Linked DNA regions of Homo sapiens: regions 1 and 2 are each linked to region 3. A link is a contact called in ENCODE Hi-C data. All regions are on one chromosome and are shown on one strand. The core of a region is the stretch at or near the end of the contact, and the rest is flanking DNA. Distances in the headings are between cores, read along the strand shown.

The links. Hi-C counts contacts between places; a loop is a spot of excess contacts on that map. Pooled maps may share reads with other maps.
Region 1: a map of testis shows a loop between it and region 3 (4-fold over the local background). The contact joins two enhancer-like sites. A Hi-C loop is called at or near these places in 1 of 168 maps with a recorded cell type or tissue (testis) and 2 of 50 pooled maps.
Region 2: a pooled map shows a loop between it and region 3 (2.7-fold over the local background). The contact joins the promoter of H2AC25 here to the enhancer-like site in region 3. A Hi-C loop is called at or near these places in 5 of 50 pooled maps.

Annotation. Positions count from the first base shown.
Region 1 is chr1:226,919,413-226,922,239 of GRCh38, forward strand. LOC107985354 (a long non-coding RNA gene) reads left to right here. Exons shown (of 3, transcript XR_001738506.2): 3 at 1-2,786. Among named protein-coding and RNA genes, the nearest start is that of COQ8A, 19 kb to the right of the region's middle. Within about 2 kb of position 1,324, at least 9 of the 41 ENCODE cell types and tissues checked have a DNase peak (open chromatin) inside an H3K27ac peak, as active enhancers do.
Region 2 is chr1:228,456,251-228,459,122 of GRCh38, forward strand. It overlaps H2AC25 (H2A clustered histone 25), which reads right to left and starts at 1,623. Exons shown (of 1, transcript NM_033445.3): 1 at 1,114-1,623. The coding sequence starts at 1,567. The coding sequence ends at 1,175. It overlaps H2BC26 (H2B clustered histone 26), which reads left to right and starts at 1,853. Exons shown (of 1, transcript NM_175055.3): 1 at 1,853-2,308. The coding sequence starts at 1,880. The coding sequence ends at 2,260. RefSeq lists enhancers at 1,746-2,332, 2,333-2,872.
Region 3 is chr1:227,761,304-227,764,522 of GRCh38, forward strand. All of the region lies in intron 3 of SNAP47 (synaptosome associated protein 47), which reads left to right. Among named protein-coding and RNA genes, the nearest start is that of SNAP47, 27 kb to the left of the region's middle. RefSeq lists enhancers at 165-915, 1,099-1,248, 1,569-1,658. Within about 2 kb of position 1,293, at least 14 of the 41 ENCODE cell types and tissues checked have a DNase peak (open chromatin) inside an H3K27ac peak, as active enhancers do.

The DNA.
Region 1 (2,827 bases), core at 74-2,573, 840 kb before region 3:
GGTAGATCTTGCCGAATGGAACATCCTTCTCTGCAACTTGGTGGGTTTGAATGGCTGAGTTTGGCAGAAGGAATGGTAGAGAAATAGATGACTCTACAGAATAAATGGGGAAGGATTTGGAGTTCTGGAAGCAATATAAAAGGGAAGGGGTAAAGAGGAGAGATGGGAAGATGAGGAGCCAGCTGGATCACTCTGTAAGGGGAGCTAGCCTAAAATCCTAATGGGACCGGATGGCTCAAGAGCTTTTGAGAACACTGGTGTCCAATATTTCATTTGAAGTTGTTGAGTAGATCTCCTCCACTCCCCTGAGGGGTTGGTGCCAGGCTGGACAGGGACAGCACACAGATGGTGAGACAGCCCACAAGCTGAATTCTCCACTTGCAGAGGCTGAGAACCAGCGATGACTGTAAATGTGAGTCTCTGCCCGCCTTCTGCCCTGGCCTCCCTCCTGAGAACTGGCCAGACTTTTGAGGAGGAATTTAGACTTCCAAAGGGTGGAGAATAGAAGTTTCATCCAGTCTTATCTAGGGAAGCTCCCGCTGACATCCAAATTACATAATAAACACGGCCAGTAAAATACTACTGCTACTACTATCATAAAATAAAATAAGGAATTAAGTAGATAGGTCAGGAATTTGGCCCCTTAAAACACTGAGGCCAGAGAGATTACACAGTGTGCCTCAGGGATGTTTTGCTCTGTTCTCAGGTTATCTGGCTCCTATTCCTTGTGTCCTCAGTCCTTGCCTGGGAAGAGAGTGCAGTGAGCAGGGTAGCTCCTCACCCCCTCTCCTCAGGTACCAGGTGCTCCTGGGCCCTCAAGGGCTCAGCTCTTCCCTCCGCAGCTCCTGCAGGGGCTGTTGGGTTTATCAGAGACTGGTTCTGTCAAAGAGCTGAGCTCAGGGGAACATTTTGGGGGAGTGAGGTTCCTACCACCTTGGAGATAGCTTTTTCCAAACAAGGGGAAGCATTTGAGAAATATGTTCATTAGTAAGTTCGTCAGTGGTCATAAAGATATTTTGTCTGATGGCAGAAGGCCTGAATCTTTGTTCCCATAAAAGACTTACTCCTCTAACCAGAAGAATAAACGAAAGGTGGTGAGACACTGGGGACATCTGGGCAGCCATGGAGAAAGAGTTTGTGGATCTGACCCACTGTTCTCCTCTTGTCCAGATAAGGACGTGTGTTTGTGTGTTGACTGGTGAGGACAGGAGGAGGTTTCCTGAGTGCAGAGTGCCAAAGCACAAAGCCTGAGATAAAAAGGCATAAATAGACCTAGAGCCTGACCCAGAGCCAGGCCCAGTGTCCTTGGGCTGGTAGGACTTGCAGGCCAGGTCCCAGATGGGGAGGGGGTACTGGGGCTGAGCAGCTGCTATGGAAATTTCCATGGGCTGTACACCAGCTCTTGGTAAGCTCTTGCACTCAGCATGGCATGGGGAGGACATGGGTTATGAAAGAGGCACAAGACTTAGTCCAAGCTTATAAGGAGCTAGGCCTCTAGAGAAAAAACTCAGGCTTGCCAAAGCAGCAAGTAAACAAACAGGTTGGAAAATTTTGAAACAAAGTTGTAAATAAGGTCAAGGCATGGAACCAGTCAAGAAAAGTCAATATCGTATTCCAGTTATTAGAACCTCATTTCACCTTCTAAGGACAATGTTGAAAATACAAACTTCACATTAAGATAAAAATGGGTTTTATTACTTTAAATACTAATAAAGAGGTGACAATATATTAGTTTTTTAAAGAAAAAACTTTTTATAATTAATTGCCACTTGCCAGAGTTTGAGATTTTCTTAAGAATTCAGGTTAAACTTACAAAATCATTTTTAATACAGAAATCAATGAAAAATGATCCAAAGACATTAGTTTCATGCATTGGTAATCGTTACCAAAAGCCTTACAGTGTGCAATTTTGTAAAGTCAATGTTGCAACTATCCCAGGAATTGGAGGTCTGTGTTTTTCCCCTCTCTAGTAAGATTCAGGTCGTGTGTGTGTGTGTGTACAAGTGTGTTCACACGTGTGCATGTGCAATGTATGAACCCACAATGCTGACCATAATGCTGGACTCCCAATGCACTGGTTAGGATGCCTTTGCTTGTATTTAAAGAAGCCATGAAGAGGACATATTAGTTCACATGGCTGAAAAGTTAAGTGTTAGGGCAGCCTTCTAATAAGCTTTAATCAGGGCTCCAGTTCCATTTCTAATTCTGTCTGCCTTGCCCTGTTGTGGCCAGATTCCTTTTCGGGCTGGCTTATTCACAGTTGCAAGATGTCTGTGAACAGCAACTCAGCCAACAACAACTCGTCTAAGGAGAGAGGAGCTATTGTTTCCTACAGCCGTTGCATAGAAGTCCTGAGCTTCCTTCTGATTGGACCACCCCAGGACCAGTCATTGAGGGCGTGCCATGTGCTGACTGGCTGAGATTCAAAAACCTATCATCTTGTCAAGTGGATTGGGATTGACTTATATCGGGGGCATGATATGGTTTGGTTGTGTCCCCACCCAAATCTCATCTTGAGTTGTAGCTCCCATCCCACGTGTCATGGGAGGGAACTGGTGGGAGGTAATTGAATCATGGAGAGGGTCTTTTCCATGCTGTTCTTGTGACAGTGAATAAGTCTCATGAGAGCTGATGGTTTTATAAACGGGAGTTCCTCTGCACAAACTCTCTTGCCTGCCACTGTGTAAGACATGACTTTGCTCCTCATTCTCCTTCTGCCATGATTGTGAGGCCTCCCACGCCGTGTGGAGCTGTGAATCAATTAAACCTCTTTCCTTTATAAATTACCCAGTCTCGGGTATGTCTTTAGTAGCAGCATGAGAACAGA
Region 2 (2,872 bases), core at 373-2,872, 700 kb after region 3:
AATTGTTAGGTGTCAATTAACTAAATACTAGCACTTTGGGGATTAAAGAAAAAATAAAAACAAAGTAGGAATTATCCATATTTTGAGAAATAGATTAATGAAAACTGTACAGATAACAACAGAAGAATAACACTTTCTGAGCTCTGATTTTGTGGCAAACATTTTTTAAGGGATTATCGTGGATTAAATCAATGAACCTCTCTCCTCCAGGATTTAGGGGCTATTAACACAGCCATTTCAGTTAATTTGCCTGGAGGTCTCCGACGCTCTTAAACCCTCCATTTTATAAGGAAAAATGTAGTTACAAACCGTTATTTTCCTAAAGTCCACATGTATCATCATTCATCTGGTTCTAACAATACTCATTTTAAATTTGCTTAACTCGCAAATTTAGTTTTCCTTTTCAAAAACAGTGTACAAATTATTTTGTTCTCCAATTTTAGCAATCAATTTAAGGGGATCTTTGATTAATGTTTGACCAACCCGAATTAAACAAACTAAATTCCTTTAAATAATTATCCTATTCCAAATTAAGTCTTCTTAAAAGGTTTATACCTTTCAGCATCTACTAATCTGGTTCCTTTTAAGTACTGAAACTTTCCTCATGACCTTTAGAATTCCCAGCCAAATAAATTAAATCTTAACACTGGTGGAGCTCACATTGTTAAAACTTAGCAATTTAAATAGAAATCCATAGACTTACTCTTCAGAATTAAAGTGCAAACTACTTAGAGATCATAAATACTTTTAATATCAGATAAATCATTAAGAAATTGCATTCTGTACTTGATGACCACACGGGAACCTTGCTAGAGTCAAGAGAACTTGTCACTAGTAATTATGAAGACACCTTTACGGTGAGCGTTATTAAAACCCTACTAGAGGTTTTGGGTGGGACTCAAGAGCAAGGGGTGGCCACCTGTGGACGAGGGTTCCCTGTTGTTAACAGAACACGTTGCCCACCTCGCAAGTATGCAGCCCAATCAGTCCCCAGGGTCTCGGTTCCCGTTGCGCCCTTCCCCATGGCCACTGCGCTCATTCATGAGCCTAGGGTGATCAGGCCTCCGGCCTATAAAGAACTGCAGGATCAGTGCGGCTCTTTTCTCGAGATAGTAGGTGGCTCTGAAAAGAGCCTTTATGTCCATCAAAGGGGCCCCGGGGGCGGCGGGCGGCCTCACTTGCCCTTGGCCTTGTGGTGGCTCTCCGTCTTCTTGGGCAGCAGTACGGCCTGGATGTTGGGCAGGACGCCACCCTGCGCGATGGTCACGCGGCCCAGCAGCTTGTTGAGCTCCTCGTCGTTGCGGATGGCCAGCTGCAGGTGGCGCGGGATGATGCGCGTCTTCTTGTTGTCGCGCGCCGCGTTGCCGGCAAGCTCCAGGATCTCGGCAGTCAAGTACTCGAGCACCGCGGCCAGATAGACCGGGGCGCCGGCGCCCACGCGCTCCGAATAGTTGCCCTTGCGGAGCAACCGGTGCACGCGGCCCACGGGGAACTGCAGCCCCGCGCGCGACGAGCGCGACTTAGCCTTGGCGCGCGCCTTGCCACCCTGCTTACCACGACCGGACATTTCCGAGTCAAGGAAAAAAGACAACGGCAACCGAAAAGCGAGACTAAAAACAAGAGGGCAGTGAAGGCCAGCGAGCCCTTATGTATGGTACAGAGGTAGGCTAGACCGCGGCGTTCGATTGGATGGCTATGGTAGCCAATCAGAAAAAGAACCTGGCACTCCTAATTTGCGTATTCCTTTCCCAGCGATGACGTAGAACAACGTTTGATCCAATCAGAAGTGAGCAAATCCTGAGCCTTCATTTGAATACAAAACGTACAAATAGAGTTACTCCGAGCGCCGCGCGTTTCTGTTTGGAGAGACTCAGCCATCATGCCAGACCCGTCCAAATCGGCTCCTGCGCCCAAGAAGGGTTCTAAAAAGGCTGTCACCAAGGCACAGAAGAAGGACGGCAAGAAGCGCAAGCGCGGCCGCAAGGAGAGCTATTCTATCTACGTGTACAAGGTGCTGAAGCAGGTGCACCCCGACACCGGCATCTCGTCCAAGGCCATGGGCATCATGAACTCCTTCGTCAATGACATCTTCGAGCGCATCGCCAGCGAGGCCTCCCGCCTGGCACACTACAACAAGCGCTCCACCATCACGTCCCGCGAAGTGCAGACGGCCGTTCGCCTGCTGCTGCCCGGCGAGCTGGCCAAGCACGCCGTGTCCGAGGGCACCAAGGCTGTCACCAAGTACACCAGCTCCAAGTGAGGCGTTCCTCGGCGTCCTGAACCCAAAGGCTCTTTTCAGAGCCACCCACACGATCAAGAAAGGGTTTCGAACACGGTGAAGGGTTATGTAACCTAATGTGTCTCCATGCACCCTAGCGGTTGCCGGGTGCGGCCGAATCTGAGCCGTGTGTGTGTGTGTGTGTGTGTGTGTGTGCGCGCGCGCGCCGGCACAGAACGAGAAAAACTGCTCGTTACAGAAATCGGGGTAGAAACTGCTCAGGTGATGTAGCTCAGTAATGTTGGGAGGCGATCAAGGACCCCCTCTCCATCCCCTCCCTCCGCGCAGAGCTATTAACTCACGACGAGATTTCTTTTTTTTTTCTTTCTTTCTTTTTTTTTTTTTTTTTTTCTAGAAGAAGTCTCGCTCTGTCTCTAGGCTGGCGTGCAGTGGCGCAATCTGGGCTCACTGCAACCTCCGCCTCCTGGGTTCAAGCGATTCTCCTGCCTCAGCCTTACGAGTAGCTGGGATTACAGGCACGCCCCACCACGCCTGGCTAATTTTTTGTATTTTTAGTAGAGACGGGGTTTCACCATGTTGGCCAGGATAGTCTCGATCTTCTGACCTGGTGATCCATCCGCCTCTGCCTCCCAA
Region 3 (3,219 bases), core at 43-2,542:
AATAGATTGAGTCCCATGAGCCCCAGGGCTGAATACACACCCTAAAAATGAAAGGTGCACACCTTAGATATGCAGCACGTAGTTGAATCACAGAAAACCTACCACCTTTCTGTATATGTCTTAAAGTCAGGGGTTGCAAAGAGAGGCATTGACCCCTATGGAATGGAGCATGTGGTGTGAAATGTAATGAAATCCATTGATCAAGATGAGATCAAAGGTCACCATGAGCTGCTGTCACTAAAGTGCAGGCCTGAACCCGAGTGTCCTAGTGGGAGACAGGCTACAGAAGCATAGGAAGCAGAGGTCTTCACCCACATTCAAGGTAAATGGTACAGGCGTACTCCTGCACGTGGCTTCAGGGAGGAGGTATGTGACGTGCTGTGGACTGGTGGTGTGGGGACTGAAGAGGGGTCCCTGGGTATGTGTGGCGTCAGGCAGGAAGTTTGTGACATTCTGTGGAGTTCAGGACTGCTCTCCAGGGTCCCAGTAGAGAAGCACTCAGTGTGTTTAGTGGCCCTGCCATGTTGCCGACCTGGCTGCACCGTGGTGGCGAGCACTCCTGTGTTCCGCAGGCTGGTGTTTGTAAGTGGGTTCCTGCAATCTGTGCCGTTTGAGGTCAGAGGGCTATCACCTTTTCTGGGGGCCTCAACGTGCATTCAGGATTCAGGACTGATGGCGTCACCCTCCCTGCTCGGCTAGGAGGGCCCCCTTAGTTCAGGTCACCTGAGTGTGGGTTGTAGCCACAGCGAGCACCGTCTTTTCACTTGCACAGCTGCACCCGGCCCGTGGTGTTTTGAGTACCTGGGGCAGCCATCTTGCCATGTGGCACACACAGCACACAGTCCCACAGGGACCTGCTGCATGTGTGAGATGGACTGTTGCTCCTGTGGGGGACTGTTGTGCCACCTTTCCGTGCTCACTTTCACCCCCATGGGCAACCTGGCCTGTCCAGGTAAGTGCTGGTCTCATGGGGGCAGCTGTGCCTCCAGAGGGTGTTCTTGAAGAGGCTCCATGCAGGGGTTGGAGCGTGTGGTGCCCTGCCTGGTGCTATGTTAGCAAGAAGGCGGCGCCCCGTTTGATGGGAGCTCAGTAGTCTGTGGGGCACTTGTGGCTCTGAGGCCTTGCCTCTGCCTGCCGCCTGCTGCTGTTGTCCATGCGTAGGCACAGGGACTCTGTGCCAGCTTCCCTGTGTTTACTGCTCTCAGCTGGAAACTGTGGGCTCCCTGGAGGTGGAAACCATGACGGATGTCTCAGAAATCCCTGCCTCTGGGACGAGCGCTGGTGCACGTGTGGCCACAGGGTGGCAGCCTCGCGACACCGGATGGGCGCTTGTCAGGGAGGGACACCCGGGGCGGGGAGCCTTTCCAGAGACCTCTGCAGGGCTGCGTGCCAAGTGCACGTTTTATTTTATTCTAGACACTCGTCCTTGCGTTGAGGAGCACCCAGGACCGCACAATCACCCTCCTCACATGTCTCTGGGCCCTGTGGCTTCTGACAGCCTTCTGGAGGCTGGGCCAGGGCTTGCACAGCAGCCTCTGTCTCAGATTTTCTTGCAGTCGGCCTGGGCTGTGGTTTGGGAGGAAGGCCACAGGGTGAGGTTTCCTTCCCACACATCCTACCAAGGGACATGCACAGTATTTTCTTTTTCTTTTTATTTATTTTTTTCTTTTAGAGACAGGGCCTTGCCCTGTCATCCAGGCTGGAGTGCAGAGGTGCAATCATAGCTCACTGTAACTTCAATCTCCTGGGCCCAAGACATCCTCCTGCCTTGGCCTCTCAAGTAGCTGGGACTATAGGCACATATCACCATGCCCAGCTAATTTTTTTTTTTTTTAATTATGGGGTCTTGCCGTGTTGCCTAGGCTGGTCTTGAACTCCTGGGCTCAAGTGATCCTCTCACCTCAGCCTCCCAGAGTGCTGGGATTTCAGGCGTGAGCCTCTACCCTGCTGTGCACAGCGTATTTGAAGGCTGTTTGATCACTGAGATTTTTCTTTGTCACTCACTGCCTGTCTTGGGGGTAAGGCCTGCCTGGGCTTCCAGCTCCCTGATGACAGCCTTGCCTGTACCTCTGCTTCCCCGGGCCGTGTGTCTGTCTGCACAGCAGCACCAGCAGCAGGACAGGGCAGGAGGCAGGCGGATGCAGTGGGCAGTTAGTAAAGGACCAGAGCATTGGGGTGGCTGAGGTTGTCTCTGCAGTTCGTTAGTGCCAGGCGTCTTTTGAGGCAGGGAAGTTCCCACTGGAGCTGAAGCACCCAGGAGCCTGCTGTGGCACCGCGGGCTCGGGTTGGGCTGACTGGGGAGCCTGGGGGTACTGCATCAGCTGGCCTGGAGCCTATCAGAGGATGCCGCTCAGCCCCCACCTGCGCGTGCGTATTGGTTGAGTGGGAGATGGAGCACACAAGCTGCTGTCTCCTCCATTCAGCTCCCTACGCTGTCCTTACCTGTGCGCTAGCTTCACAGGCCCACTAGGCCCAGCAGAGGCCTTTCCTGGGTGACAGGTGAGTGTTGGAGGCCAGGGCTGAGGGAAGGGGCTTGCTGGAGACAGACAGGCTGGTGGCCCAGGTCCCCGCTCCCAGGCAGGTGCAGGCAGCCCCTCCTCAGCACTGGCAGTGAAGACAGAGCTGTGTCTTGCACAGGGGCCTGTGGCCTCAGGGCACTCTCTTTCCAGATGACCAAGACATTCTGCAGCCAGCAGTGTGCCCTGGGCTCTTCCTGGGCTGGCTTCCTGCACCCCCAGGCCAGCAAGGCTGTGCATAGGTGTCTGGAACACTTCCTACTCCCGGACAGTCGAGTCACCCCACCCTTCTTGCTGTGAACCACCTGTGATGCTTTTGTTTAATTGCAGTCACTCATGACCCCAAGGCAGAAACCATCCTTACAGAACCAAATTAAGCTTTCCTGGAAGAAATGTTAAAAAGAGTGACTCAGCAGCTCCACGAGCACTGTGGCTCTGGAGATGGCAGCATGCAGCCTCACCAGGATCCCAGCCACCGCGCCCAGCAGAAACATCCATGGCTTGAGGCGTAAGAATTCTGTCCAGCCTTCTGAGTGTTTAAGCAAAGTCCTATTTGTTAAAATTCCAGAACGGCCTGAGTGTCTCTGTCACGCAGCCTCAGGTGCTGAAATGAAAGCCATGTCGTAGGTAGGGAGGCCCAGGGGCTCTGCCCTGAAGAGCCTGTGTCGGCTGGGCACGGTGGTTCATGCCTGCAGCCCAGCAC